2 separate regions of the Homo sapiens genome follow, and region 2 is linked to region 1. The links are chromatin loops, found by intact Hi-C in ENCODE. Cell type or tissue: GM12878. All regions are shown on one strand. Each heading gives the region's core, and the rest is flanking DNA. Links, peaks and the distances in the headings are about the cores only. Region 1 has its middle 87 kb from the start of MDFIC. Region 2 has its middle 110 kb from the start of MIR3666.

Region 1 (15,812 bases), core at 4,483-12,482:
CTCTGGCATAACAATGTGTTCAAGAATTTAAAAGATGTGTATGAGGAACTGAGGACTAGCAGTAGAGCTTCTTTGTCTAGACTTCAGACTCTGAAAAAACTCGTTAATAAGATAGAATGATAAGCCCAGGAGTTTCACAAACTGACCTTTTGCGTTTTGGGCTCCAGTCATCAGATTCTAAATTGAGCCACCAGCAGAAAAACACATGATATATCATTTTGAAGCCTTCTGGATCCAGTATTTTAGGATGATAGTTATTTACTTAATTTGCCATTTTAAAATAATATCTATAAAGTATAAAAAATGATACCTGGCATATAGTAACGGGTCAATAATATAAGCTATTTTTGGGTCTCAGAAAACAATACTCTGAAATGAAGGCCTCAGAAGCAAAAGTTTTTCTGACCATCCCCTGCTCTCTTATTCTCAGTCCCATTATTTCTTGGGAATAGCCATAAAAACTAGAATCCCTTTTCCCCAAAGCTAGCCATAAAATCTAAAAATATTACTCTAATTTTCTCTCTACTTTTCTGTATAAAAACTAGATGTAAAGAAATTATAAGATCAGGCTGGGTGCGGTGGCTCACGCCTATAATCCCAGCACTTTGGAGGCCGAGGTGGGTGTATCACGAGGTCAGGAGATCGAGACCACCCTGGGCAAAATGGTGAAGCCCCATCTCTACTATAAAAATACAAAAAAAAAAAAAAAAAAAAAAATTAGCTGGGCGTGGTGATGTGCCCCTGTAGTTCCAGCTACTTGGGATGCTGAGGCAGGAGAATCGCTTGAACCCAGGAGGCGGAGGTTGCAATGAGCAGAGATTGCACCACTGCACTCCAGCCTGGCGACAGAATGAGACTCCGTCTCAAAAAAAAAAAAAAAAAATTATGAGATCTACTTTGTTTAACTGTAGTTCACAAGACCCTCATTCCAGAGAAGACCCTACCCTACACCCAGAAGGAAGGAATACATGCTCAGAGAGCCCAGGAAGAATCCAGACAGACAGGCTCTGCCTCGTTTCCCTACTCAGTCTATTAGCATTAGATCATAACTGTTTTGTCCAATCATACTTTTACCTGGCTGCTCATACTTTGTTGAATCTAAGCATAAAAATGAACAAGTTTCCCTTTATCTTTGGGTCTTCATTCTAATGACTCCCATGTGTACATGTTACATGAATTTGTATGCCTTTTCTTTAGTGAATCTGCTTTTTATGAGTTCCTTTTTCAGTGAACTTTCAGAGACCAAAGGGGAACTTTCCCGTTGGCCCTTACACTATTTATTATTACTGGAACAGGAATATATTGTAACAGGAGATCTTTGAGTTAATCATACTTTTTGAATAGACTTTTGCTTCATCAATACACTTTAACTCAAATGGCACTATTTTTAGCTCCACATTCATCTTGAACTTTTATTACTTTATATACTCTTTGTAGGTTCTCTTCTTACATATGTGTGAAATTTTAAAAGGTATTTTAAAGTAGCAGTTAAGTTTGCAAATGTGCTGTTAAATAAATACTCAAAATATTATGTTGTGTATGGGTAATGTGGCAAGATGAGATTTTCTTTCTTCTCCCATTTTCTTTCTTTGACCTTACTACATGTGATTAAATCAGTAAAGAGACAGACTTATGTGTGAACTCAGAGGTTGTGCTCTGAGATTTGGTCAATTTTAGCAAGAAAACTCTCTAAATGTTTCAGAATTGTTTCCTTTTAATAATTGGTAAGACTTAAACCTTCTCCTGCAAAGAATAAGTACAATCTACTGCAACACTTCCAATACGGAGCTGAGAGAATGATGCAAGACCTTGCTATATGCCTTTCTGGATACTTAGGACGTAAAGCTAAGGGCAGACAACATGAAAAGACCAAGTAAAATGTCTCCTAGAAGGCTAGGAGAAGGTATATTGGAAAGAAAATGGGCTTCAGGAGGCCTATACAGAGTTTGTAGCTTCATAGGGCAAATAGCGAGCTATTTTGTAATATTCACTGGGCTGTGCGTTCATGTCAAGATTACTTCCTTTTTTGTTGAACTGTACCTACACATCTTTCTAGGTAATATGCACATAATTAAGGCTTGACAACCATAACAAGTCATCATTTCAAAAGCTAAAATTAATTTTTTATCAGTAATTGTTCCGAATTTAGAAAGGAGAAAGCAGTCATTTCCTAACCATAAGAGTTGTGTATTTTGCCTAATGACAGGGCTACATTTTATAAGTGTTGTCTGGTAAGTATAATTTATTAAATGTATCAAATAATTGTTTGAAAAATAACAATAATTGCCTCTTCTTGCAAATGATGCTCACAGTAATGTCAAGCTCTTCCAAAATTGAATGATTTACTTCTGCTTTTCATTGAATAAAACAACTAGCAGATTATCCTTAGACTGCTATTTCATGTACTGTATTTATTTTACAAAAGCAAAATTGTGAAGGGAACAATTTACCAGAATCAAATGCTGCTCTCTTCATCTTTACTTTCCTTGTTGGCTGTGGCATGCACAATGTAATGGTTATATTGTCAAGATTCCACTAGATTGCAATTCATTTTCCCCCTGTTACCCAAGAGCCTAAAAGCAAATTCCCAACAATATATTAAGAGGCATAGAACAATTCTTGAAAAAAGAATTAGATTAGATATGAAGCAATACAGGAAAAGTTGGAAATTGGGAATTATACTTATCAAGTTGCATGTGAAGAAATGTCATTTGTGAGCTCTCCAAGGAACCTGTTGTGGCTGTTTGATACACTGTGCCTAGGATTTGTCAGGTTGCACCATAGTTCTTGGATTAAAAGAAACAAGCATTCATTTATCTTGTAAAACTGCTCCTAAGATGGACCAATTTGTCTGCCAATGTTTATCCTTCTTTCAATCTACGAAGTGGATTTTTCCTGAATAAAAGCTAATGCTGAGCTATTTTTATTCTCTTTTTGTGTGTTCAACTGAGTTTTCTTGCCTCATGAATATGCCTCAATCTTTTTCCTGAGCTTTTCCATACTTATTGTTGAATATTTAGTGAGCCATAATTAAATTTGTATTATCTGGAAAAACAGCATCCAGATAATTCAGATATGAAAATCTACTCAAACCCATTGACCTCATTCTCTACCTTTCCCTTGATCCTGTTCCTAGAATATGCTGAATAGTAGGACAGTTGGTTTCATATTCTCATTGTTTTAAGTCTATCTGCTTTGTAATAAAGCTTCTAACAAGCAGTGAAATTACCTAAGAGGCAAAAAACAGAAGAGAGAAGGAAGAAATGCCAGAAATGTCTGAAAAAATGAACCTTTAAAAAACTCGAAAGTTTCCTCTAAAGTTTTTTCAATTTGGGTTTTGTTTTTACCAGGCAGAGGGGCTCATTCTCTGCTTGTTTCTTTTAAAAAAATCATCTAAGATTTTTTTGAAGGGAAACATTCAAGTATCTTTCTACTATAAAGATTTTGTCATTCTATGTAATTTAAACACGTTTCATTTATGATCATGTAACCTAAAAAAATACTAATACTGAAAGCAAAATATTCCCTTAAAAACTTCTTTTTATGTTTGACTTTCCTCTTGTTTTAACCTTTTTTTTTTTGTCATCATGCCCTACTCTTCAAAGAAAAGAGGTAGGACAATCAATTAGTAATCTGAAAATGATAATGATACTATGCCATTTACTTGGAAACTAAAACATTTCCAAATACTTTCCACTCTAATAATGGAATAAGACAATTACAGTTTTAGGAGTTCTATAACTCTCATTGCTCTAGTGGTTTTCCAAATATTTTCATTATGTGATAGAAAATGGCTTTCTGCTCAGTACACCAGATAAATCTGGCCATGAACTTACTTGCAGGGTAAGTGAAAGGTGTTGGTCTGTGCTTTTATTGCTCTATTTATAGAATAATGGCTAAACCTAACATTACCTTATAACCCATGAATAAATTATATAGTCTTATATTTTTTAAAATCGGATTTCTTGATAGTGTGAGAAATGAAACTATGCTATAGCCCTAACCATAGACAACTATCTCCTCTCTGTAAAATCTGAGTAACAACCTTACAACAGAAAGATCTGAGCTCGGGGTTCCCAGTTCTGAACTCTTAAAACTGGGTGCAACTTTGTCCACCCTTGTTCTGCTATTGTTCAAGGAGGTAAAAGGTGGATATGAGAAATCTTCTCTACTCAAAAAATTGTCCTCCTCATAGTCTACTAATTATAAATAGGTGTAAGTTGAGCTCTTTGTTATCCTTAGAGTTAAAAAAAATGCAAAGTAATAATATTGTAAAAGTTTGGAAAAGGAAGACAAATTCAGAGAAGAATTAATTGGATTGAATTGCATTGCTTCTTTTTTTTTTTTTTTTTTTTTTTTTTTTGAGACAGAGTCTCACTCTGTCGCCCAGGCTGGAGTGCAGTGGCGCGATCTTGGCTCACTGCAAGCTCCGCCTTCCAGAGTCACGCCATTCTCCTGCCTCAGCCTCCGGAGTAGCTGGGACTAGAAGAGCCCACCGCCACACCCGGCTCATTTTTTTTGTATTTTTAGTAGAGACGGGGTTTCACCGTGTTAGCCAGGATGGTCTGGATCTGCTGACCTCATGATCCGCCCGCCTCGGCCTCCCAAAGTGCTGGGATTATAGGCGTGAGCCACCGCGCCCGGACTGAGTTGCATTGCTTCTAATTGATACAAGCCCAATAAAGAAGGGAGGAAAAGAGAAGAAACAGAATAAATTCAAAATTTTGCTCAACCGCTTATAATTTCTGTGATCCAAACAAATTACTTTTTCTGTATAGTGAGCATAATCCTACCTTGCAGAGTTGTTCCAATAATTAAACAATATCACATACGCAAAATACTTAGCAGGCTGTAGGCATACTTTTAAGTGGCCATTTTTTTTTTATGGAGTACACTGGTGGGAAGGGGCTAGAGTCTTGGCCACTCACTTACTAGAATAGTACAAGGTAGTGATCTTCCAACTGGGGTATGCAAAACCCTGGGAATACAGAAGGCTCCTCCAAAGAGTCAGAGGTATGAATCCTCCTAAGAGAATCAATGTCCAGATCCATTATTTCTCGATGTAATCTATTCTAAACTTGACCTGTTTAAGAACATTTCTGTGTGTGGTGAAGGCTGCACACTAGCAACATTTCCTTTCCTACTAACTTTTAAAAAATTAACTCCTCCAAGTTATCAAAAAAAAAAAAAAAAGAAAGGCATTCCTTTTACCTATCACAAATTTGCTATGTTGCATTTCTCTATTGCAATAATGATCTAGGCTGTCAAGCAAGGGACAAGTTGAAAAATTGTTATGCATAGAGTCCCTTTAATCAAGGTAGCATAACACTCCATCCATTCTACTAAAAAGGTACATTTCCAATACAAATCTACTTGTTAGAGTTAGTGATAATTTATCAAACTCTGTAATTTTTTTATTTTATCAATTGACTATTACTAATAATATAATAACAACTCAATCAAAAGGAATGTTTAACCCTCAGAGCTTTATAGTTGAAATAAATTATTTAAAGTTCAATTTTAATTTATATTCACATTTTTGATACAGAAAGTATGAGAGGATGATCAATAAAAGACTTTCAAGCATGAAAAATGTTATATTATGATAATATTCTAGGGTAGTAGTATAATAAATGTACAATTTTGAGCAAAAAAAAGAAGGGATTGTTCATGAGTTTTTTTAAATTAATGGTTCTGGGTAACATATCACCATGGCATTTAGATTCCCTTGGAAACATTTAAAAGCATAATCTAACAGTTACATTTTTAAATTATAATATTTATAATATGTAGAAAATTACATCCTTCTCAGCCACTTAAACTTATTATTAAAAATGTATAAGATGGTATACAGTAAAAACACAATTTTCTGGTCCATGTATGCAATACAAGTTAGTCTACAGACCCCTTAGGCAGAGGTTAAGAGCATGGAACTTTTCAAATCAGAAAGAACAGGCTTTGAAATCAGTCTCCACCTCTTGATTTTTAATGACCCACGTTCAACTTAACCTCTCTGTGCCTCAGTTTCCTTATCTTTAAAATGGAGATAAACACGAAAGAATTAAACGAGATAATGCATCTAAAGTATTTAGCCTTGTGCCTGGCTTTTGGCAGCTATCATCATCACCATCTTTACTGCATGTGGGGAAGACAAGGCAAGAGAGGCCTCAGTGTGAAAAGAGGATCCAAGAGTTACACTGCAGACTTGAAGTAACATTTCTTCAAAGAAAATATATACAAATGGCCAACAAGTACATGAAAACATGTACATTATTAGCCATTAGGGAAATGTGAACCAAAGCACAATGAGATACTCTTTCAAACCCACTAGAAAAGCTGGAATCAGGAGGGAGAGAGGGAGGGAGAGAGAAAGGAAGGAAAGAGAGAGGGAGGGAGAAAGAGAAAATAAAAAAGAAGGGAAGACAAATGTTATGTTAGCAAAAATGTGGAGAAATTGGAACCCCTCATACACTGCTTGTATGAATGTAAAATGGAGCAGTGGCTATAGAAAACAGTTTAGTGATTCCTTAAGAAGTTAATTACAGAATTTCCATTTGACCCAGCAATTCCACTGTTAAGTATATATCCAAAAGAATTAAAAACAGGTATTCAAACAAATATTTGCACACAAATGTTCACAGCAGCACTATTCACAATAGCCAAAAGTTGGAAACAACCCAAATTTCCATCAACAGATGAATGGGTATGGTTAAACAAATTGTAGCTTAACCACACAATGAAAGAGTATTCAGCCATTAGAAGGAATGAAGTTCTGAAATATACTACGATGTGTATGAAACTTGAAAACATGCTAAGTGAAGAAGCCAGACACAGAAGTTCACATATTATATGATTCCATTCATATGAAATATTCAGAATAGGCAAACCCATTAGAATTGCCAGGGACTGGGAGGACAGGGAACAACTGCTTAATAAGCAGAGAGTCTCCTGTGGAGTTGATGAAAATGTTTTAGAACTAGATAGAGGTTAAGTTTGCACAACATTGTGAATATACTAAACACTATACAGATTTGAAACCTTGCATTTCACATGTTGTATGTTTTATGGCAACAATTCTTCAATAATGATAACAAAGATGGTCACTTACCCTCAGTGTTTCCTTCTTGTCTCCAGGTTTTATTAATGCCTTGAGAAGCACTGGCTATCAATAATATCTAAGAAAGTTTAACAGTCAAAGCATAGCTGCTGTTCACAGCTGTAAAGCCGCACTGTAGGGAGGTTGCTTTCTCTGAAAGATGATGTATTTCTGAAACCATAGTTACAGGCAACCCTCCAGATTGCAAAAAGATTACCTGCAGCAACACCATTTTGAGGACTTTAAAGGGGTCATCCTACTTTTTAAGGAGTAGATGGAATCCTCTGCTTCATAACAAGCTCTTACATCACAAGAAGAGCTGAGGAAAAGAGAAGGAAGAGAGACTGATGGGGACACAGCATTCTTGTCCAGGGGGCAGGGCTTGGGGTTTTAGGAAAGTTAGACTGGGAAAGGGGACTTGCATAATCATTGAACAGTGCAAATTGCCCAAACGTGGCCAAACTACTTACCTGGTTGCAGTCTGTGGTGAGAGTTGGAGTCTCTATGAGATTCTTGCATGTAGATTCCTGCTTCAACATTTTCTCTCTGGGTAACTTGAGGCAGATTGCCTAATCTATGCAAGGTTCCGTTTTCCTCACCTGTAAAATGAGGATAATAAAATCTACTTCCAAGAGCTTTTTTGTGAGGGTAAAAAGATACAAGGTAGTTTTCCCACAAACTTGTCTGAGAATGACAATCACCTAGCATGCTTTCTAAATAATAAGTTTTTGGGCCCCATACCAGACATGGATCTGGATCATAGGGTACAGGGAGAGGGCTGGGAATCATATTTTGAATGCCTTCCTGGAATGATACTTAGCGATCTAGCTAGAATGGGAAATAATAAAGCTCTTGGTACATAAGTAGTCAAAAGTGTTATTTATTATGAATATTTTAGATTATTATTTTGGTGGTTATGGTAAACATTTAAACGAGGTGTCCAAGAAATCAAAATAATTAATAAAAAAAACTAAAAACCCATTTGAGTGTTCTTTTCCTCATATTATACAAATAACTGACTTGACCAATTTTTCTCCATTCAACATACTAAAATTGAGAAGGAAAAAATAATAACAATTTAAGCTTCTGAAAAAGATTATAACACTGTCAGCAATTAGGACAGCCATTTGAGGACAGTTTCTTTTTGGCAATAGGAGAGGAGGTAGAAATTCTAACAGATAAAAAATCTCCGCCAGTTCCCTATTGAGATTTCTCATGAGTCAATGACAATTTTAGTATTTTCAAAGAATAACAACTCTTTGATCTGAGGGTATGCTCTTTATTTTATCAGTTTGAAAGAGAGTCTGATGTCCCAACTAGATCCAGTTAATCCCCCCACTACATTGACTTTTAAAATTTGATTGTGGGCCACAGTAAGGAATATATTTTACATTGTATTTCAGCTATATATGTATCTGGAATAATACCATTATGTATCCTTATAATGTGCTATGCATTTGGATATTCTCTATTTTTTTCTTTTCTTTTTTTTATTTTTAGAAATTCTGGTTGCAATCCACTAATTTCTTTCACAACTACTAATTTGTCCCAAACCACTAATGGGTTGCAGCCTAAAATTTGAGAAGCACTGACCTAACATATGCATCTGAAGTTATTATTTTCACCTTCTCACAAATTGTGAATCATAAAATGACTGGTTTGGATTAAAAATAAGCCAGAGAGCCCAGGCAATGTGGCTCACACCTATAATCCTAACATTTTGGGAGGTTGAGGCAGGAGGATGGCTTGAGCCCAAGAGTTCAAGACCAGCCTGAGCAACATAGTGAAACCTCATCTATACTAAAAATAAAAATTAGCTGGGTATGGTGGTGCATGCCTGTGGCCCCAGCTACTCAGGATACTGAGGCAGAAGGATTACTTGAGCCAGGAAAGTCAAAGCTGCAATGAGCTGTGCTCCTGCCACTGCAGTCCAGAGTGACATCCTGTCAAAAGAAAAAGAAAGAGAGAAAGAAAGAAAGAAGGAAAGAAAGAAAGAAAGAAAGAAAGAAAGAAAGAAAGAAAGAAAGAAAGAAAGAAAAGTTTCATAATCCCAGTTTGCAAATCACCAAAGAAAAGAGATGAATCAGTAAGTTGGACTATAACAGAACTTAGTGTTCTCATCTGGGTATTTCTGACTTACATAGGCAAAACCTGAAACTCCATGTAGGAAGCTATGTTATGACTAACTTACAACTTTGGAGTTTACTGTTAATTACAAATAAAACAACTGCAAAAACTCGTCTGTGTATGTAGGCCTTCTTGAAAGTGAATTTGAATATCTGAAACAGCTTATGAAATTATGATCTGAGCAACGTGTCCTTTGAGGGGAAACGGCAAATGTGTGGAAAGGCTGTGCCTTTATTATTACATTGATAAAGAGTTGGCTCCTTTGTTTTATTATTTTCTCTCATGCACTTTTTTCCTTTCCTTTCATAAACTCTTTGTCCTAGGATTTGGCACTATAAATTTCCAACATTATGTGATAAGTAGTTATGCTATCATTTGCCCTACGTGCTTTCTGCATTGAAACAGGTTTACCACATGTGCTTCTTCAGGTCTTACACTGGGTTTAGATATAAGTCAGATTCTTAATCTGGAAATGAAAGAGGGGAAAACCTACAAGCATTAAAGAAGAGTCATGAACATGGGCTAATAACTACATCTGAAAAAGTAGAAATAATCTCTTTTCTTTATTCAAATGTGAAATATATGGCACATAAGATAATAAACTCTCTTTATTCACACCTATGTTTACCAAAACTTGACATTTAGCCATATTTGCTTCAGATATTTTTAAAAAACATTACAGCTGCACGTGAATCCTTCTATGTGCCTCAATTCAATCCTATTTCCCTTTGTTTTTGCAATTATGTGAACATTGTAATTTTATTCAAGGATGAATCCATGAAGTCTACAATATTGCATGTTTTAAAGCTTTATTAATGGTACCTTACTACATGCATCATTCTACAATATATTTTCATGTTTGCTGAACATTTTTCAATATTTTATCAACAACTTCATATATGTAGCTCTAACTTACAAATTTAACCATTATATATTATTTCACATATGAATCGCCACAATATATTGTAAACCGAAAATAAAATTCTAAGCCCTCCCCTCTCCTTCAACCATCTGAATGGACCCCTCCTCTCTTCCAAGGGCATTCCAGAGTTAACCTGATAAAATAATTCAGGCTATGATGGAAGAGGGATCAGACGAGCCTCATTATAACCTCCAGCATTAATATCAACACAGACCTTAAATTTGATAAGGAACATGTACAATGTATTTTCTCTAAAGCCTTCTACTTGTAGGCTTCATCTGCATGATAAAACCTTGGTCTCCACAACTCTTTATTATAACCCAGACATTCCTATCTTGATGATAACTCTTTCAACAAATTACCAATCAAAACCATTTTAAATCTACCTATGACCTGGAAGCCCCTCCCAATTCTAGTTGTCCCACCCTTCCAGGTTGAACCAATGTACATTGTACATGTATTGATTAATATATTATATCTCCCTAAAATGTACAAAAGCAAGCTGTACCCTAACCACCTTGGGCAGATGTCATCAGGACCTCCTGAGGCTAGGTCTCGGGTGCATCCTTAACTTTGGCGAAATAAACTTTCTAAATCGATTAAGACCTGTCTCAGATACTTTGGGGTTCACATATTAATGCTGTTAAACATACTTAGGTTATTGCCACATTTTCACTATTAAAATAAATGTAATGACAACAATCTAGCACAAGATACAGAAATGTAGGATCAGAGGATATGTGTGTCTTCACATTTACTAGCTATTGCCAAATTACTCTCCAAAATGGTTTGAGAATTTTTATTTCTCCTTATCTTTGTTGATGAAAAGAGTTGAACTATGTAAAATATTTGAAGGGATTTATTCTGAGTCAAATGTGAGGACTATGACCTGTAACACAGCACCCAGGATATCCTGGGAACATGTGCCCAAGGTGATCAGGCTACAGGCAGGTTTTATACATTTAAGAGAGTCATAAGACATCAAATAAAATATGTGGGGCATGCATTGGTTCAGAAAGGTGGAACAACTCAAAAGGATAGGGAGTTTATAGGTCATAGGTTCATACATGGATTCAAAGATTTTCTAATTGGCAGTTATTTGAAAGTTATTATCTAAAGGCCTGGAATCAATAGAAATGAGTGTCTGGGTCAAGATAAGGGATTGTGCAGACCAGGGTTCTTATTATGTACATGAAGCCTTATCAGTGGCAGCCATTAGAGACAACAGATGGCAAATATTTCCTATTCTTCCTCTAAAAGGGGCTAGACTCCCAGTTAATCTCTTCAGAATTGGGAGGGCCTAGAAGCGGGAGAGATCTAGTTATGTTAGCAGAGATTCTTTACAGAACCAATTTTTCCCAACAAGAACAGTTTTGCAGGACATTTTAAAAGAAGACAAAAAACGTATTTGGGGGTGAAATATTTTGATTACCTTCTTTATCTGTCACGTGATATTACATCAGAGTCAGGTTGGAAAGTAAGCCATGTTATATAGGGTTAAATAAAACTTATCTGATGAAATTTTATGGTTTGTACAAAGTGACTCCCCAGCCCCTTCGACAGGAATTTGGACCAGAAGAAAAAGGTCAGAGTTCAGTCCTCATCTTGAACAACATTCAATATTGTCAGATTTTCTATTGTTTTCTACCTGTTGGGTATGAAATTATATTTCACAGTTGTTTTAAATTTGTGTTTCTGTAATAACCTTTAGAATGGTTAACTTCTGTTTGTTTTTCATTCAGTTGTCTTTTGTTTTATATTATGTAAATATTTTAAATATTGTGGATATTCATTTTTTCAGATACACACAACACAAACACACACACACACACACACACACACACACACATCTCCCAGTTTTATCTTCAAATATCTTTTTTCCAGTTTTGAATTTTAACTTTGCTTTTCATGTCTTTTGTTATATAGAAATTTTACTTATCAATGAATAGATTTTATCAATAATTTTCTATATGGTTTATGATTTTGTGTCCCTGTTACAAGAAATGTGTTTCTTACTCCAATTTCAATAATATAGTTTATTTTCTCTTGAGAATTTCACAGTAAATTTTTCAATAGAGGAAACTTACTTTGTGGTACAAGGTAGGAAATCTCTTTTTTTCCAACGTGAATCTGATCATATTTTATTGAATAACTCATTTACCAACAATTATATATAATGTCACTTCCTTCATACGTGATATATATTCTAGGTCTATTTCTGATCTGTCTATAGACACTGGTCTGTTTTAATATCGATGAGCCAATACTACCCTCTTTTAATTATTGTAGAGGTATAATATCATGATACCTCAAAAGGTAATTGCCCTTTTTGTTTTCTTCAAAATTACTTTGTACTTTTTTTCTTCCATGTGAATTTTAGGATCAGATTTTCAAGTTCCATTAAAAATGCTAATTGGATTTTATTACAAATGACAGATTAATTTGAGGAATATGGCAATACAGTGATATTCTTGTGAGCATGATTTTTATAATTTTATATTTTATTTTGATGTTTTTGATGATGTTTTCTCAACTACTCAAGTTAGTTACATTATAAATTATTGGGGAGTTTTTTTAAGCTCCCCAACATATGTGAATCTTTTTAAATTTTTAATATCTTTCACTCTGATTTTCTAATTTAAGAACATAAGTCTGTCTATTATCAATCCTTTGAAATATGTTGACATCTTCTTTATGAAAAACGTATTTATTTGTTTAGTACAGATTTCTAATTATATATATTAGTTAAAGTTTGTAATTTTGTTAGCTATATCTTCTACGTTCTGCATATAGAAAGGGAGTAGAGAGTTCCTGTGTACTTACTGCCCCCACACATGCAGCCTCCCCCATTATTAACTTTCCACAGAAAAGTGGTACATTTGTTACAGTCTATTAACCTACATTGACCCATCATTATCACCTAAAATTCACAGTTTACATTAGGATTTACTCTTAGTGTTATACATTCTATGGTTTTGACATATGCTTATTTTACATTTGACATAAGCTTTTATGATTATGTGTATGTTAATTTTAACTTTGTGATTTTAATAGTTTTTATTTACAACTTTTGTAACACTATGTAGTTAAAAGCATAGAGGTTTATGAGTATTATATTTTTGATGGATGGATTCTTTATTATGATGTAGTGTCCCTACAAATGCTTTTTGTCTTAAATTCCATTTTGTCAAATATTAACATTGTTATATTTGCTTCCTTTTAGTTTGTATTTGACTAATATATCTTTTTTCTTCCCTCTCCCTTTTCTCTCACTTTGTTCTAAACAAGTCTCTATAGTCTCTATATTTAATATGATATTCTCTGTATTATATTACATAAGTTCAATACATTTATGTATAGTATGATACCATATATTTGGCACTTTTTTAACAATTTATTTTGTGTTTTCTAGCAATCATTATTTTTCTTTGCTTTTGCTTTTCTTCTTTTCTGTTGTATTGATAGAGTTTTTCACTTTTTCCCTGTACAGATTTAGAAGAAATGTATCACATTCAGGCAGATATCTATAAAATTTAAACAAAAATGTTTAAGTACTAAAACATGCTTAACTCTGAATTTTCCTAAAACTTCTTAATGTTCTTCAGAATTTCAGTCCTCTTCCTGAACATAACAAGAAATTTAGCTTGCATTAACAGTGCAATAAACACTTTCTGTTTGTTTTTGCAGTGTACATTTGTATTTATTTTTATCATTTTTAATGCAAAAATTGGTGATTATTTTAATAGCCACAAGTTAATTAAATTTTGTTACCTATTTTTGCAATGTTTATACTTTTGTAATAGACTTTATTTTTTAGAGCAATTTTATGTGCATAGTAAAGTTGAGCAGAAAGTATAGAGTTCATGTGTACGTTCTGCCCCCACACATGCAGCCTCCCCCATTATCAACTTTCCACAGCAAAATGGTATATTTGTTACAATCTATGAACCTAAATTGACACATCATTATCACCCAAAATTCACAGTTTACATTAGGATTTACCCTTGGTGTTATACATGCTATAGTTTTGACAAATGTATGACATTATCGTATCATACAGAACAGTTTCACTGCTCCAAAAATTCTCAGTGCTCTATTTATCCTTTCCTTCCTCTAAACCCTGAAAACAACTAATCCTTTTTAGTGCCTCCATAGTTTTGCCTTTAGTGGAATGTCATATAACTGGAACTATACTGTATGTAACTGTTCCGATTGGCTTCAATCCCTTCGTAATATGCATTGAAGTTTCCTTCTTTTTTTTTCCATGGTTTGGTAACTCTTTTCTTTTTAGTGCTGAATAATACCCTATTTTCTGGATGTAACACTTTATTTATTCATTCACCTTTGGGAGGACATCTTGATTGCTTGTGAGTTTTGGCAATTATGATAAGGCTTCTTGAAACATCTGTGTCCAAGTTCCCATACAGACATAAGTTTTCAATTTATTTGGGTAAATTCCAAAGAAGTATGATTGCTGGATCCTAGGGTAAGAGTATGTTTAGTTTCATAACAAACTATCAAAATGTACTACAAATTGGCTGTACCATTTTGCATTCCCACCAGCAATGAAGGGGAGCTCCTGTTGCTCCATATTCTAGCATGAGTGTTCACAGCATTTCGGATTTTGGCCATTCTAATATGTGTGCTTAATTTGCATTTCCCTAGTGACATATGACATGGAGCATCTTTTCATATACTTATTTGTCATCTATATTTCTGTTTGGTGAGGTTTCTTTTCAGACCTTTTGCTCATCTTTTATTGGTTTGTTCATTTTCTTAATGTTGAACTTTAAGAATTCTTTTCACATTTTGCATAACAGTCCTTTATTAGATATGTCTTTTACTAAGATTTTCTCTTAGTTTGTGGCTTGCCTTCTCATTCCCTTGACAGAGTCTTTTTCCAAGGAGAAGTTTCTCATTGTAATGATGTCCAACTTGTCAATTATTTCTTTTATGGACCATGCCTTTAGTGTTGTATCTAGAAAGTTATCACAAAGCTCAAGGTCACCTGGATTTTCTCCTGTGTTATTTCTAGGACTGTTACAGTTTTGCATTTTACGTCAGATCTACGATCCACTTCATTGTTGTTTTTTGTATGTAATGTTTTTCCTATGAGTATATTTTTAGCAGCTGATTTGGAGAATGTGTGTGGACGTAAAGTATTTACAGACACAAAATAATTTTATTTATCCCTCAGTTTTAAATAATAGTTGAGTTGGGTATAAAATTCTAATTAACAACTATCTTGAAAATACTATTTTGCTATTTCTGGTCCTATTTTTGCCATTGTTGCTGTCAGTTTAACTGTTATATTTTGTAAATCATCTGTTTTTTTTTATCATCTTAAAGTTTTTCTCTTTATTTTTGGCATTATGTTGTTTAACCACAACATATCTAGGTATAGATGTGTTTTGTTTTTTCCTGTTTCTTCTTCTGATTAACATGTGAAGTGAAATTTTGATCTCAGGTTTCAGTTTTTTTCATATCTGAAATTTTTTTATCTATTTAGCTTCAAATATGATGTAACTGTTGGTCTTTTCATTCTTTTCCTCTGAATTGCCTATCAAACCTTTTTTTTCTATTCTCCATGGCTCTGAAGTGAGATTTCATGTTATTTTTCTCTCTGTCTTGTTTGGTCATGAATTTATTATTAATGCATTTCAATTT
Region 2 (15,812 bases), core at 4,038-12,037, 67 kb after region 1:
CAGTCCTCAATGAATCAAGGAAACAGAGAAGGCTCCAGGGACCAGACAACCTTCATGCCTCCCCTGAAAAGCATGACTGCAAGGAGGAGCGTGGATGCCGGAACCAAGGAGAGCTCTTTTATTTTATTTTATTTTTTTAAATGTTAGTGGGTACCTAGTAGGTGTATATATTTATGGAATACAAGAGATACTTTTATATAGGCATGCAACGCATAATAATCAGATCATGGAAGATGGCATATTCATCCCCTCAAGCACTTATCCTTTGTGTTACAAACAATCCAATTATATTATTTTAGGACTTTTAAGTGTACAACTAAATTACTATTGACTATAGTCACCTTGTTGTGCTGTCGAATACTAGACTTTATTCATTCATTCAATTTTTTGTGCCCATTAACCATCCCCACCTCCCTTCCCCAACCCCCACTACCCCTCCTAGCCTCTGGTAATCATCTTTCTATTCTCAATGAGAGTTCTTTCAGGAAGGAGGAGGGGGATGAGCGCAGAATCAACTAGGTCTCCTGTACTTCCCAAACAAGTGGTAGGCATGTCAGTGTTATGGAGCACATCTCTCTTTGTGCTACTTTGGCACCATGCTTTCCCCTGCCTGTCTCCATCCCCCAGCAGCTAGGGCTTTGCTACATCTACTGCACACCACTGTCATCAGCATTCATACCTAGTTGCTGAAATGAATGGCAAGTGACTGTTTTTCATTATACTTCTCAGGAGTGGCAACTGAGTCTTTCCAGAGTTAATTAACCTACACAAGCCCATAAAGGGCCAGCAATAGACTTAATATCAAGAATGCACCTCCTGACCCCTCTTCTTCTGATCTATGTTTCAATTATTAACCTGGGCTCCTGAAAAGGACACAGGCAGCTCTCATCACGCCAATTCTGTGTTAGTGAACAGGCGCTTAGTTTCATTTATGTAACCAAAACACGCCATGAAATTTTTTTCATTTTTCATAACACTCAGCTCAACTCAATTAATTGTTCTAGTTACAGTACTCCTAATTTTTATCCACCTGATTAACTGGAGAAAAATCCAAATACATTTCAAATTATAAATCTTTCATGATTTGGGAGATTTTATACAAATGTACATTTGACAGTGCTAATTTAAAGCAAATATCAAAGTTGATTAAACATTCTCAAGATAAGAGGGATAAACGATTGGATTATTTTATAGATTTAACTACCAATCATAAGCTGCTATGAGCAGAAATATTGTGATGTCCATTTTTAAAAATAATTATTTGGGAAATATACAAGAAGAACTATGGAAGTGGGTCAAGAATGTATGCACAAAACATTTGTACTCTTTACTGTGTAAACACTAATTTATTTATTGAAATCATACACTATTAAATATTTATTAAATAAATTAGCATTTTGCTGAGCTTCCCTCCAAAATCATTAACATGGTTTGTGGCTATTGATGTAGCCAGGGCTATGATTGTTTCCCCTGTCTCTTTTCCAATTGTTTCCTAACTATTTATTCACCAAGCATCATCCCCCAGAGTTTAATCTAACTGTGCAGTTATTCTCTAAAAAGCTAGTGAAGTAAAAGGTTTTTGAAAATCATGGAACTCTGATTGAACCACTGGGCTTATGTTAACCAATTCTCTTATTTTACCAATGCATCTGAAAAGAGCTTTCACGATTTACCCAACACCTTGAAACTAGCATCATCTTTTAAATAAAGAAAAGGAGTTATTTTTTAATGTGATGGACAGAGTTATTCATTAGAATTTCACTTCTTTGGGAAGAAATTTGGGGTCTAAGAGTAGGTTCATAAACCTAAAAAAGAAACCTATATGAGGGGTTGGGGGAGGGATAGCATTAGGAGAAAAGCCTAATGTAAATGACGAGCTGATGGGTGCAGCAAACCAACATGGCACAAGTATACCTATGTAACTAACAAACCTGCATGTTGTACACATGTACCCCAGAACTTAAAGTATAATAAAAAAAATTTAAAAAGAAAAAATTTTTAAAAAGACAATTTCAAGTTCAAGAAAAGAATGAATCCCCCAAAAACCCCAGAATAAAAACTGAAGAAAGAGAGATTTATTCTGTAAGTATTATCCATTCACCTTACAATTCTCAGAACCACTTGCAGGGCAAGCTAAATGCAAACAATAAATAAGCACGTAGACAGACAAACAGAAACAGCAAAAGTGAAAAAGTACACATTGCCAAGAAAACATTAAACTCATCCTCTCTGCTGGAAAATGAGCAGAACACATTCAACAGCTGAGAATATGCAGCCGCACAGTGCTCTCCCAGGTAATGTATAAATGACACACAGCATCCAGGCATGACAGCCTCTGAAAATCTCAATTGGTCTCTCTATTTCTTAGATTTAAAGTATAAAGTATACATTTTCTCTCTTATTTCTCTGCTTTGGTTAATACTAGATGAAAATTCTCTACTAATCTCAAACAATACATTAATAAGAACATTTTCCATATGTAATTTAATATTATTTTCATATTTGTCATATTCATGCCAAAAGAATCATTTTTATTCATACACACACACACATACACACAGACACACACACACACACACACACACACACACACACACATACACATGGCTTTCTCTGGTCCTACTGGCTAATGTATCCCAAACTTTTGGTATTTCATTACAGCAGGTCTTTGTGAGAAATGCTTTTATTCTGTAGAATTCAATGAACAAATTAAACTACTATGAAGAGAGGTATTCCACGTAGGAAATTTTTCATAAAATTCCTAAATTCCACATTTCTAAAAATGCGACCAAATATTTACACTGAAAGCATAGGTAACAGCTAAAATTGCCAATTTAAAATTTCTGTGATATATCGAGGCCTTAATCTAATTATAGAGGAATTATCTACACTTTTCTTTCTAAGATTTGTTGGCATATTTTTTTTCGAAATAAATATAACAACCAGGAGCTATTCTGCCCATTTTTATCTTCCACATTAAATGCTGAGTTGTCACCTAAGAGCATCATTATTTTGTTATGACTAGATTTTACAGTAGTCATTGTGTAATAAATGCTTTGAAATTGATCCCAACAACAGATAGAATATCTTTTCTTTTTTTTCTTTTTTAAAAACACTATAAAATAGATTTTTAACTATTAGAAAAAAATACTTTTCTCCAAACCTTCTCTTCTCATCTTGGGCATATACATGCATAACTTTTACATAGGTTTAATCAGGACCACATATATTCTTTTTTTTCCCACTTTTTTCACTTAGCATAAGTTCATAAATTTTGCTTCATATATTTATAATTTCCAGATGAATAAATTCTAGCAAAAAATTGGTATGAGCCAGATTGTCACCATGCCCTCATCATTATTGTCTTATTAGCTGCATAATATTCTAACACATTGATATACCACAATTGAATTAGACATTTGTGGTTAGTGGACATTTGCACTGATTTCCATTTTCTACCATAAATAACCCTGCAGTAAATATATATGTATATAGTCCTTCTCATCATCTTCGGATTATTTCTTTAGGATAAATTTCCAAGAATGGGAAATTACTGATTTTATTGCCAAAATGCTTTCCTTTTTAAATTGCTGTCAGGAATTTGTGAGTTTAGTTGTTTTCCTATACTCCATTAATGTTGAATATTGTTATTTTTAATTTTTGCTAACATATTTAAAATACCTCATTGTTCTTTCATGTTTTAATATTATTTTTTTCATTTAATAACTAAGGAGAGTGAACTTTTTAATGTCTTGGATAAATTATTATTCAGGATATTTTAATGGAGGAGCACTTACTATATGCCATGTGCTGAGGTGAGCACTACAGATATAATTATAAATAAAGTGGTCAGGCAAGGTGGCTCACACCTGTAATCCCAGCATTTTGGAAGGCCAAAGTGGGTGGATCACCTGAGGTCAGGAGTTCGAGACCAGCCTTGCCAGTATGGTGAAACCCTGTCTCTACTAAAAATACAAAAATTAGCTGGGTGTGGTGGTGCATGTTTGTAATCCCAGCTACACGGGAGGCCGAGGCAGAAGAATAGCTTGAACCCGGGAGGCGAAGGTTGCAGTGAGCCGATATCGCATCACTGCATTCAAGCCTGGGTGACAGAATGAGATCCATCTCAATAAATAAATATAAATAAATAAAGCATGATTTCGACCTAGAGGAGCTCGCAAAGTAGAGTATGTCAATGTCCTTTATTAATCTATAATTGAAATTTATTTCTTGCCCTTCTTAGCAATCAATTGACATTTGTAGAGTTCCTACTTTAGTAACATTAGTTTACATATACATGTTTTGAGAAATTTTTAAAATTCGAAAACATTCACATGTAAGTACAATGAATGCAGAGATGCTCACCACCAAAGGTCACATATTAACCTTACTTGTATAGATATATCAAGCCTTTTCATTTCAATAAAGAGACTAAATTTAGAGTCCTTTTTTTCTTCCCGTTTCCAATTCTCCCTTTTCCTAAACAACCACTATCATAAATTTTGTTTGTATATTTTCAATTAATTGTAAAATTAAACTTTAAATTTTAAAAATGATTTATGATTAATATATAGTAAAGTTTTCTGAGGATTTTAATTCACATATACAATATTATACTATTATATGTACACACACAAACACATAAATATAGTTTTGCAACTTCTCTTTGACACTTAGCATTGATTTTGAGACAGATCCTTGTTGCAATATAAACAATTACCTCATTTCTCTTAATTGCTGTATATATTCCATGATATAGATATATTTATTTATCTATGTCCCTATTAATGGACATATAAATTATTTCCTTTTTCCTTCAAAAAAAGGGCTGTAATAAATATCCTTATACATAATTTTTTGTGGATATGTATGAGTTTTCTCTAGTGGAAATATACCTTGAAATTGAATTGTTGGATTGTAAACTATGAGCATTTTCAGTTTCATTGGACACCATAAAGTGATTGCGCCAGTTTATTCTCCCATCAATAGTATATGAGAATTCCTGTTTTCTGGAATTTTCTGACCTCAGAGTTTTAAATTATCACCAACTGTATGCACGAGAAATGGCAATTGCTTATGTATTTATAACTTTGAGTATTAGTAATAAAGACTAACATCTCTCCACATTTTTCCTCTTAAGTTTCCCAGTCTGTAAATTGTCTAGTCACATAATTGGATCAGTTTTTCTATTACATTCTTTACATCGTGATGATGATGATGATGATGATGATGGTGATAGTGATGATAACTGATGATGGCAAGATAATGTACTTTTACTATGTAGAGCAAGTGTTCTTAGTGCTTCACACATATTAACCTAAATGAATCCTCAGAGCAGCCATATGAGACAGTTCCTAATTTTATAGATGAGGAAACTGAAAGCCAAAGAGACTAAATAACTGATTCAAAGTTAGGGAGCCAATAAATGAAGGAACCAGACTTTAATCCTAAACAGTCTGTGTCCAGACTGTTAAACTTGCTGTTAATAGTGCCAATCACACTGGGTGAAATAATTAGTCTCATAAAACAGGAGGATAGAACTAACCCCAACCTCATGTAATTTACATACACTGGTTCATCTTTCTCAGTATATTTCGTTTTACAAAATCAAAACTTATACAGGTGGAACAGATGTCAAAATAACTACAAATATAAAATATTTTAGACAATTTTTGATATTTTTGATCAATCCAATATCTTCTTTTTGTAGAAATCAAGATACACACAAGTGTATTGAAAATGTATTTTAAAAATCACTCTATATCCAAATGCCCAGATTGTTAAACTTTAGTGTATCTTTTAAAATAAATTAATAATTATTTAATTTTTAATGGTTGAGTATTTTTCTTCCTTTTCCACTATATCTAGAATTAAAAGCATTTGGAATAACAAATCATTTTTAGTATAAATTAAGGAAGGAATAATGAATGCACTTAAAATATATACAAATATAGAATTAGCATATGTAATTAAACCAAATTGGAATTTTTTAAAAACACACAGTTCAGCTCTTGCTGACACAAATAGAATAAATCATTGCACACCATTGTAGAGGGGAGAAGTTAGTAAAAAACAAAAAAGTAATAGGTTTTACCAAAATGGATATTACTCCAAACGTCCAATGATAGGCAGACTATAGTGTGATTTTTCATGGCTGGTAAAAATAAACAAAATTATTTGCAGATGAATTCTGTCAGCCAAGCAATCTGGACTAAAAGCTTAGCAAAAAAAAAAAAGAAAAGAAAAGAAAAAAAAGATTTTTACAGACTTGCTGTGTGGAAAGCAATTTTCCCTGCTGAGTATGCCCATCAAGATATAGATCTTAAAAATGTTGGTTTTTATAGTGAAGGTAGATGAAAAGGTAAATGTTGTGTGCTGCCTCTCAAGACGACATAACAGAACTGATATTTTTAGTGAGTCAAGTTAGTGTTTATCACCATTTTTCTCACTGAGCATATTTATTTGGATTTAGAAAGGCTCCCCAAGCCAGACTACTTTTAGGCAGCTCAGGCTCTTACCTAAACTCCCCAACCCACCACATCAGATACTTCTCTTCTACCAGCACAGTGCCTAAGCTTACAACATTAGTCAGAGTTTAGTCCTGATAACTCCTGTCAAGAGGCAAATCTTCTGTCTGGAAAGGGGTACAATACATGGGTCCATTGTCATCCATTAGTATCATTTATTGCTGGTATTTCCATCATCCATTAACAAAGCATTGAGAGAATAGTTGAAAGTTAAGCTTTCAAAAGGTAACAAAGAAAGCACAAGTCTAGAAAGGAGTTTCCCAAATTTTGTTTTTTCGAGAAATTTCTAAGCACTCTTAATGGGATACCATTAGGAAGTACAGAAGAGTCTAGCTAGCTCTTCATACAGTTACCAGACACATTGCCATTTTAAAAGCTCTGAGAAGTCTTCTAGGAAGAAACTTTTTTTCTTTTAATTTGTGGAATTTACCCTGAATGAAAACTGTAATAACAGAATGTGTATTGACAGTCAGGATGAAGCTCCAATGTGTCTCTCACAATAGGGTACAAGCTCTTTGATAGGGTGATTGACAAGGTATGAGATAGAAGAGTTTGATACCCACTGACAAGGGTAGATCAGAATGCATATGTAACTAATTATTTCTAATTAGAAAAATCCTCCAAAGTATAAGACACAGCTTTAAAAATATTAAAAATTAAATACACGTTGTTATAAGTAATCATGTTGAGTGTAGCTTTTCCTGATGAGGTGTAATCAGGATGTGATAGGGAAACACACAGAAGTTAGCCTCACAAGTCCCCCATTTGAGTTCCTGTTCTCCCACTCATTACCTATGTGATGTATGGAAAATTTGTCATTGTAAAGCTCTATATAAATGCAGACAATTATTGGAACCTAAGAATTGTGGGTACATTCATAAGATAGCTGAATCTTTCTATATTCCCCCAAATAAATGAAATGCTCAGAATATTTTAAGGATTTCTGGCGTTATTTTGTCTTTTTTTTTTCCAGATTAGGGCTAAAATTGAATAAACTGCTGTAAACACTTCTGTTTGTATCTTTCTGCGGACAAGTTTTTGTTAGGTACACCACCATATCTACTGAGTTTTCCATTTCACTAGATTTTCAAGTTTTTCCATCTGTAACAGGATGCTATCTATGTTCTGGTTCAGTCATCAAGTAGGATGTTCTTTCATTTCTTCAAAAACATCTAATGCTATTCTGATTTCTTTTTGGTTTGTTGAGAATTGACAGGTTACTCCTAAATATCATAAGAGTGTATGTTGATTGTGTGTATTTTGTTTCATTTTTGCCTTTTGATGATTGGGATAAAAGAGAGCTCTTTTTACAATCATGTGCCAACAGAAAAGACCTGCCCAAGAGTGTTCATTGTAGTATTTTTTTTATTACAGCTGAAAACTGGAAGAAGAGAACAAATATTCATCAATAAGAGAATGAATACATTATGCTATTATATATTCATAACTGGAGTGCCGTAAAACAATAAAAAGAAATAAACTACTGGTACATACAATATGGATCAAACTTATTGTGTTGAAGGAAAGAAACCAGACATGAGAGAGTACATCCTGAATAATTTCTATTTCTTTGAAATTTAAGACTGGCAAAAACTAATCAATGGTTATGGAATCGGAATAGTGGTTACTTATGGTAGTGAGAAAGTAGGGAAGGGGTATGACTGGGAATGCCATAGGGGAAAGTCACTAAAAGTGTTCTATATTTCATCAGGATGGTGCTTAACCAAATGTACGCATACAGAAAGGTGCATTGATTTTGTACACTTAAAATTAGTGCACTTGTTTACTTCACTGTATGTCATCCTTCAATTAAATGTTTTTCTTTACTATCAGAAATTTTACATCCTTCATATCTACTCTTTGCCAATATTACATCTAAATCCAAATTTATTTTTTCATGTTACATTTATTTCTTCAAACATAATTGATTACTTTCATGGGCTTTCCATGGTACTAGAAGCTGAGGGCTATAGTGAGGGGGGCATCCATGATTGCTGCCCTTAGACAGTCTTTAGCTCAGATGGAATGACAGCAATGGATGAAATAATTATAAAATCTCCAGTGTACAAAAGGGAGTGTGAAACCCAGGGCACTAGCCTAATCTGAGAGGTCAGAGAAGGAATTACCTTTTAACTGGGATATCAAGAATGAGCTGAATCTATCTAAAGGAGGAATGTTTGCTAGAGGGAATAGCATGTACAAAAATTCCTGAGGCAAAAAAGGTGTTCTCACCGTTCAGCAGAGGCTTCTGGGGCAGCGAGAGCCAGCGCGTGCGGCTGGAGAGGTAGCAGGGCCCACAGAGATATTAAGTCAGTCAGTTAGAATAATGCAGCTGTTCAGATACACATGACAATTTCAAATTAGAGATTATTTCAAATTTGCTTGGAGCTGCTGCAGTCTTATATCACTGTCAACACCCAATTGATTATTTTGTAGTGGTTGTCTGGTATTGAGAAAATCCAAATTAATATGGATAAACGGTTATGAATCATTTTTAATATCCTTCCTAGCAATCCCAGGAGACTTCATGATTCAATAGAGATGGCAGGAGACTCTTTTCTTCAAGTTGGAAAAGCAACAACAGCAAAAACCAAGCCAACTGACAGCACAGACTAACACAGTTTTATACTAGGGATTGCATTTTGTCAAATTCCAATTTATGAGAAAATTACATGAGTACCATATTTTTAACCACATTTTTAAACACATGTTTAAAATAATATTCTGATACAAATTTTGTAGAAACTCTGAGGCACTCAGTGGGAAAATCACCAGTGTTGTAGACCAAGGGATTTGGGGTTGGAGCCTCATCTTGTACCTCTCTATACAAATTTGAGCAAGTCTCAAACTTCCTTTTGATCATTTATGAAATGATGTCTGTTTTGCATTCCAACTGTGTTAGTCTCAGCTGCTTATGTAGAGCGACTCAGTTGGTCACCTGCCTTGCTCAAAGAACACCAAGTGTCTTTCAGGTGGCATCATGCCCAGCTCTATGCCCTGAATTTTGATTGGTAGAAATCTATCAAGGTAATCCCATCCTCTGACCAGGTGCTCACTTCCTCAGCCTCTCTTGCAGCTCAAGGTGTCCATGTGACACAGTTCTAGAAAATAAATTGCTCCTGGCTAAAACAGTGAAACCCAGTCTCTACTAAAAATACAAAAAATTAGCTGGTCGTGGTGGCAGGTGCCTGTAGTCCCAGCTACTCGGGAGGCTGAGGCAGGAGCATGGCCTGAGGAAACCAAGGCTCGGAGAATTTGCTGAGTTCACTTCGGGATCTAAGAAGTGACAGAGGCAGTAAGAAGCCTGGCCCCCTGGCCAGATAAACAATAAAGTGCAGGCCCTCTCCAATATGGCGGTGCACTGGAGAAAGAACACCCAGGCTTGATGGCAGGTGATGAATGAAGGGAAAGAACATTTCATAGAGAAGATAACACAATGGCCCAGGCCCTATAGGTGATCTATTGGCTTAAACTACTGCCACCACTTTACAAAGGTGAAAGGGCAGGGAGAAAGACAAGGGCAGAAAGCAAGAGGGAATGGTGCTTTCATTCCCTGATTACTTTACTTTTATTTTCATTTTGAGACAGGATCTCTCTCTCTGTCACCCAGCTGGAATGCAGTGGCACAATCATGGCTCACTGCTGCCTTGAACTCCCAGGCTCAAGCAACCCTCCCACCTCCACCTCCAGAGTAGCTGGAAAGCGCCACCCCTGTCAGCTAAACTTTTAGTGTTTTGTAGAGACAGGGTCTCCCTATGTTGCCCAAGCTGGTCTCAAACTCCTGGGCTCCAGTGGTCCTCCTGCCTCAGCTGCCCAAACTGACTGGACTACAGATATGAGTCACTGTGCCCAGCTCATTTCCTGATGAGTTTAAGTGGAGTCTTTCATTTTTTTTTTTCTATTTTACTTTAAGTTTGGGATACATGTGCAGAACAGGCAGGTTTGTTACATAAGTATACATGTGCCATGGTGGTTTGCTGCACCTATCAACCCATCATCTAGGTTTTAAGCCCCACATGCATTAGGTATTTGTCCTAATGCTCTCCCTCCCTTTGCCCCCCACCCCCCGACAGGTCCCAGTGCATGATGTTCCCCTCCCTATGTCCATGTGTTCTGATTGTTCAACTGCCACTCATGAGTGAGAACATGTGGTGTTTGGATTTCTGTTCCTGTGTTAGTTTGCTGAGAATAATGGCTTCCAGTGTCATCTATGTCCCTGCAAAGGACACGAACTCATTCTTTTTTTATGGCTGCATAGTAATCCATGGTGTATATGTGCCACATTTTCTTTATCCAGTCTATCACTAATGGGCATTTGAGTTGGTTCCACAGTCTTTGCTATCGTAAATAGTGCTGCAATAAACATAGGTGATCATGTGTCTTTATAGGAGAATGACTTATAATCCTTTGGGTATATACCCAGTAATGGGATTGCTGGGCCAAATGGTATTTCTGGTTCTAGATCCTTGAGGAATTGCCACACTGTCTTCCACGATGGTTGAACTAATTTACACTCCCAACAACAGTGTAAAAGCATTTCTATTTCTCCACAGTCTCACCAGCATCTGTTGTTTCCTGACTTTTTAATAATCACCATTCTAACTGGCATGAAATGATATCTCATTGTGGTTTTAATTTGCATTTCTCTAATGACCCGTAATGATGAGCTTTTTTGACATGTTTGTTGGCCACATAAATGTCTTCTTTTGAGAAGTGTCTGTTTATATACTTTGCCCACATTTTGATGGGGTTGTTTGTTTTTTTTTCTTGTAAATTTGTTTAAGTTCCTTGTAGATTCTGGATACTAGCCCTTTGTCAGGTAGGTATATTGCAAAATTTTTCTCCCATTCTGTAGGTTGCCTGTTCACTCTGAAGATAGTTTATTTTGCTGTGCAGAAGCTCTTTTGTTTAATTAGATTCCATTTGTCAATTTTGGCTTTTATTGCAGTTGCTTTTGGTGTTTTCATCATGAAGTCTTTGCCTACGTCCTGAATGGTATTGCCTAGGTTTTCTTCTAGGGTTTTTATGGTTTTGGGTTTTACATTTAAGTCTTTAAACCATCTCGAGTTAATTTTTGTAAAAGGTGTAAGGAAGGGGTCCAGTTTCTGTTTTCTGCATATGGCTAGCCAGTTTTCACAGCACCACTTATTAAATAGGGAATCCTTTTCCCGTTACTTATTTTTGTCAGGTGTGTTGAAGATCAGGTGGTTGTAGATGTGTGGTGTTATTTCTGAGGTCTCTGTTTGGTTACATTGGTCTACATATCTGTTTTGGTACCTGGTAGCATTCTGTTTGAAAACTGGCACAAGACAAGGATGCCCTATCTCATCACTCCTATTCAACATATTACTGGAAGTTCTGGCAAGAAAAAAAAATAAAGTGTATTCAAACAGGAAGAGAGGAAGTCAAATTGTCTCCGTTTGCAGATGACGTGATTGTATATTTAGACAACCCCATCATCTCAGCCCAAAAACTCCTTAAGCTGATAAGCAACTTCAACTAAGTTTCAGGATACAAAATCAATGTGCAAAAATCACAAGCATTCCTATACACCAATAATAGACAAGCAGAGAGCCAAATCATCAGTGAAATCCAATTCACAATTGCTGCAAAGAGAATCAAATACCTAGGAATACAACTTAAAAGGAACATGAAGGGCCTTTTCAAGGAGAGCTACAAACCACTGCTCAAGGAAATAAGGGAGGACACAAACAAATGGAAAAAAAATCCATGCTCGTGGATAGGACGAATCATTATTGTGAAAATGGCCATACCGCCCAAAGCAATTTACAGATTCAATGCTATTCCCATCAAGCTACCATTGACTTTCTTCACAGAATTAGAAAAAAAGTACTTTAAATTTCGTATGGAACCACAAAAGAGCCTGCATAGCCAATCACATCAACTTTCAGGTGGCCCAAGGAGGAGGAGATGGACCCACACACCCTAGCTAGCCAATTCTCTCCTCTTCAGTCTAGCTACAGCTTTTAAAATTCAATTGATCTAACCCAAAGGTCTTCCTGGTCTTGAAATGTGCATAACATACTGACAAGTCTCATTCACTTTCGTTCTGGTGTTCTCCACCCTTTTCGTGGTACCATTTTTTTAGCTGAATTCTTCTACTCATTCTTCTGTGAACCAAACTCAGAGAGACACAGGTGGATCCTGGAAACCTGTTTATCTAAGTTTTTACATATTTATATACTGTCTGGATCTCTAAAAAATACAATATGGGATGCTGAAATATACACATTACGACCAAACTGTCTCCTCTTCTTTTCCGTCTCTCTTCCTCTCCTTTGGTGATGACATCATTAAGAAGGGAAAATAAGAGTATAGACTAGACAAGATAAAACCAGGAATTAGGTTTTCATACAAAAGGGTAAAGTGCACATGATCAGATTCTGTATACTTGTGAAGTCATTAAGAACATGGATTCTGGAGTCAGACTGCCTGGATATTAACCTCACTTCTACAATTTATCTTGGCAAAGTTATTTAATTTCTTTGTGATTTGATATCTTTGTATGGTCATAATATTACTTACCCTATGTGGTTGGCTGTGGCTTAAAATAGTCAAAACGTGTAAAAACAATTACAAAAGTGCCTGGCATACAATTTCTCTAAAAGTGTTAGCTCTTACTAGAAGAAATCATAATGATTCTTGTTACTATACTGTATAGAGACTGAAGGATATGACACTTACTTTGGGTCTGCCTGATTTTTAGTAAGCCCAGTATCAGCTTTTCAGATCCATTATAAAAACAGAGAAGTTAAAATCATTCAATATATATTATCTAATAGCTAGGACTATTCTTTTATTACAAAATGCTCTTAAAAGTTTCCAAAATCATAGAAGAAATGTATAGAAAAATTCAAATTCTAACACATTAACTCATTTCCTATGAGATTTTGCTTTTTGAAAGTATTAGCAAGATCTTCAGAGGTATTTTCACTTTTTAAAAATTTGATTGTTTTTCAAAGTACTACCAAATAAATTTTTATCACTGTATTTCTTTACGCATGATTAAGAAGTGAGAGTGACTGGCCTTATATCTAGATTCATCTTAAAATAATGTTTTATGGAGTATCAGATAGCCAAATTACTACAACTACCTGCTACAACACACCAAAAAAAAAAAAAAAAAACAGTTTATGAATAAATTCCTACAGGTCTACTTTAACTGCAGTCCTGCCACTTTAACGTTATTAACGTTACAACTTGGGTAGTTAAATGGACATGGTGGAGAGTTTCTTTTCAACCAATAGTAAAAAATAGTAATAAATCCTTAGCACTACATTTTCTGAAAAGACTTGGCTTATGTGCATGAGGTCCATTGACTAGAGTCACAGTTGCAGTTGCTGAACTGGATAATTAGCTCAAAGCTTGGACTAAGGTATTTTTAAAAATAATCTTTTGCTATGTGAAATTATCTGATAAAATAATATTCAGATCCATTTTCCTCTTATTGCACCAGTAACCAAACATAGGCAAATGTCTTCATTCATTTATTTATTCAACAAGTTTTTTAAATGTATTATGAGACAGGCATTGTACTAAGCCTAAGGGACAGAAAGGTGAATTAAAGAGACAGGGTAATTTCTCTTAAAGAACTTACCTCCATCCCATGGGGAGGCAGAAAGGAAACAGACAGTTTCCATATAACCGAGTGTGATATGGCCCAGTGGGGCAGTACAGTGTGTACTGTGGAGCTCTGGGTAGTGACACTTAACCACATGTTGAGGAGGAAGGGACAATTGAAGCTGAGGTCTGAGGAGCTTATGGAAATTAGTCAGAGGAAGATGGGGAGGGAGTAGATGGGGAGGACAGTATTCCAGCCAAATGAAGTATAATGTACTGGCAGTGCAGTAAGAACCATATACAAAAGTTTACAGGCAACTTACAGCCTAGAGTTTCTTCCTGCGTTTACAAGAATGAGAAAATACCTGCTTAGACATCAGACCCAGTTTGATGCATAAAAGAACCACTCCCTTTTAAAACAATTTCCCTCAAAGAAGTGAATTCGATAATAAGCAGCACAGAGAAAAAGAGGTGTTTGATACCGACTGAACAGAGTAACAATAAGCATTTCATTAGCAACTCTTGGGAGCTCAGTTGTGTGCTAAGTGCAATTAAATATGACTAAGTATTTAAGTTCTAATAAGGGAAAAGATTGCATACCTCTGAAAAACTGCAGTCAAAGTTTATATAAATTAAGGAATGAGGAAGTGGCATATAGATAGGGTGACCATACATCCCAGTTTTTCCAGGACACTTTCTAGTTTATGCCTGTTGGCTCTGCACAAATAATAATAGTGCCTACTTTCACTCTCAAAAGTAACCTGGGTAATACAATAAAATTATATGTAATGATTCAGAAAAAGGGATGAGGGTGTACTGGGTTATTGGGAAAGGTTTCATGGAGCTGGAGGGACTTGTAGTGGGGCTTAATGGCAAGATGGGATTCATTTAGAAGAAGCGCCATTGTTACAACTGAAGATCAAGCCCCAGCCAAGAAGCACCTGCTCACCATTTCCATGAAGTGAAGCCTGTCTATTCATTCACTTTCTCATTCATTCATTCAACAAATATTTATTGAGCACACACCCTGTACCAGGCACTGTTTAGTCACTGGGTTGCATGAGCAAATAAGCTGGCCAAGATCCAGTCCTCATAAAGTTCCAGTGGGAGATGAGGGGAGCAGAATTTATTTCTAAATAAACTGGATATTTTCAGATAGTGATAAGTGCTCTGAAGGAAATCCAAAAGGGTGATATGTTAATGAGAACCTGCAAAGTGGCTACTTTAGAGAAGGCCCTCTGAAGAGCTGGACTGTGAGTTCTGACCTGAATGAAAAGAAGCAGCTACCCATGAAATGATGTGGGGAAGCATTCAGGGTGTAGAGGAACACCCTGGCACAGGCATAAGCATGGGTTGTGGCTGGCAGTAATTGTCTACAGCAGGGATGATATTTTTTCACAGTATTAGGCAAGGCAATTAAGGAAGGGCATGGCTGCTCAGAGAGACAGTTTGCATTTGATTTTAAGTGCAGGGGGAAGACATTTAAACAATAAGCGGGCAAGTGGCATAAACTGAATCATGCCTTTAAAAGACCTCTCTGGCTGTCTTGTGGCAAACAGAACATAGGGGAGCCAAGAGGAAGCAGGGAGGCCAGTAGAGACACAAGAAGGAAAGTCGCCTTGCCTGAGTCGTTGCAGGGGAATCAGATGGATTCAATAGATGGATTCAAAATATATTTTGGAGGTAAGTTGACAGGGTTTGTTA

The links. Peaks named below come from ENCODE experiments on the same cell type or tissue, not always from the same donor. Only the 100,000 strongest peaks of a DNase experiment are listed, where the experiment ranks them.
Region 2: a loop joins it to region 1, with 1.9 times the contacts of the local background. A loop is called at or near these places in 2 of 110 quality-filtered maps.

The regions. Positions count from the first base shown.
Region 1 is chr7:114,826,930-114,842,741 of GRCh38, reverse strand. No RefSeq gene overlaps it. Among named protein-coding and RNA genes, the nearest start is that of MDFIC, 87 kb to the left of the region's middle. In GM12878, for the core only: no CTCF peak of the experiment used is centred there; DNase peaks (open chromatin) are centred at 9,331 and 9,621; H3K4me3 peaks cover 370 bases; H3K27ac peaks cover 2,025 bases.
Region 2 is chr7:114,759,197-114,775,008 of GRCh38, reverse strand. No RefSeq gene overlaps it. Among named protein-coding and RNA genes, the nearest start is that of MIR3666, 110 kb to the right of the region's middle. In GM12878, for the core only: no CTCF peak of the experiment used is centred there; no DNase peak of the experiment used is centred there.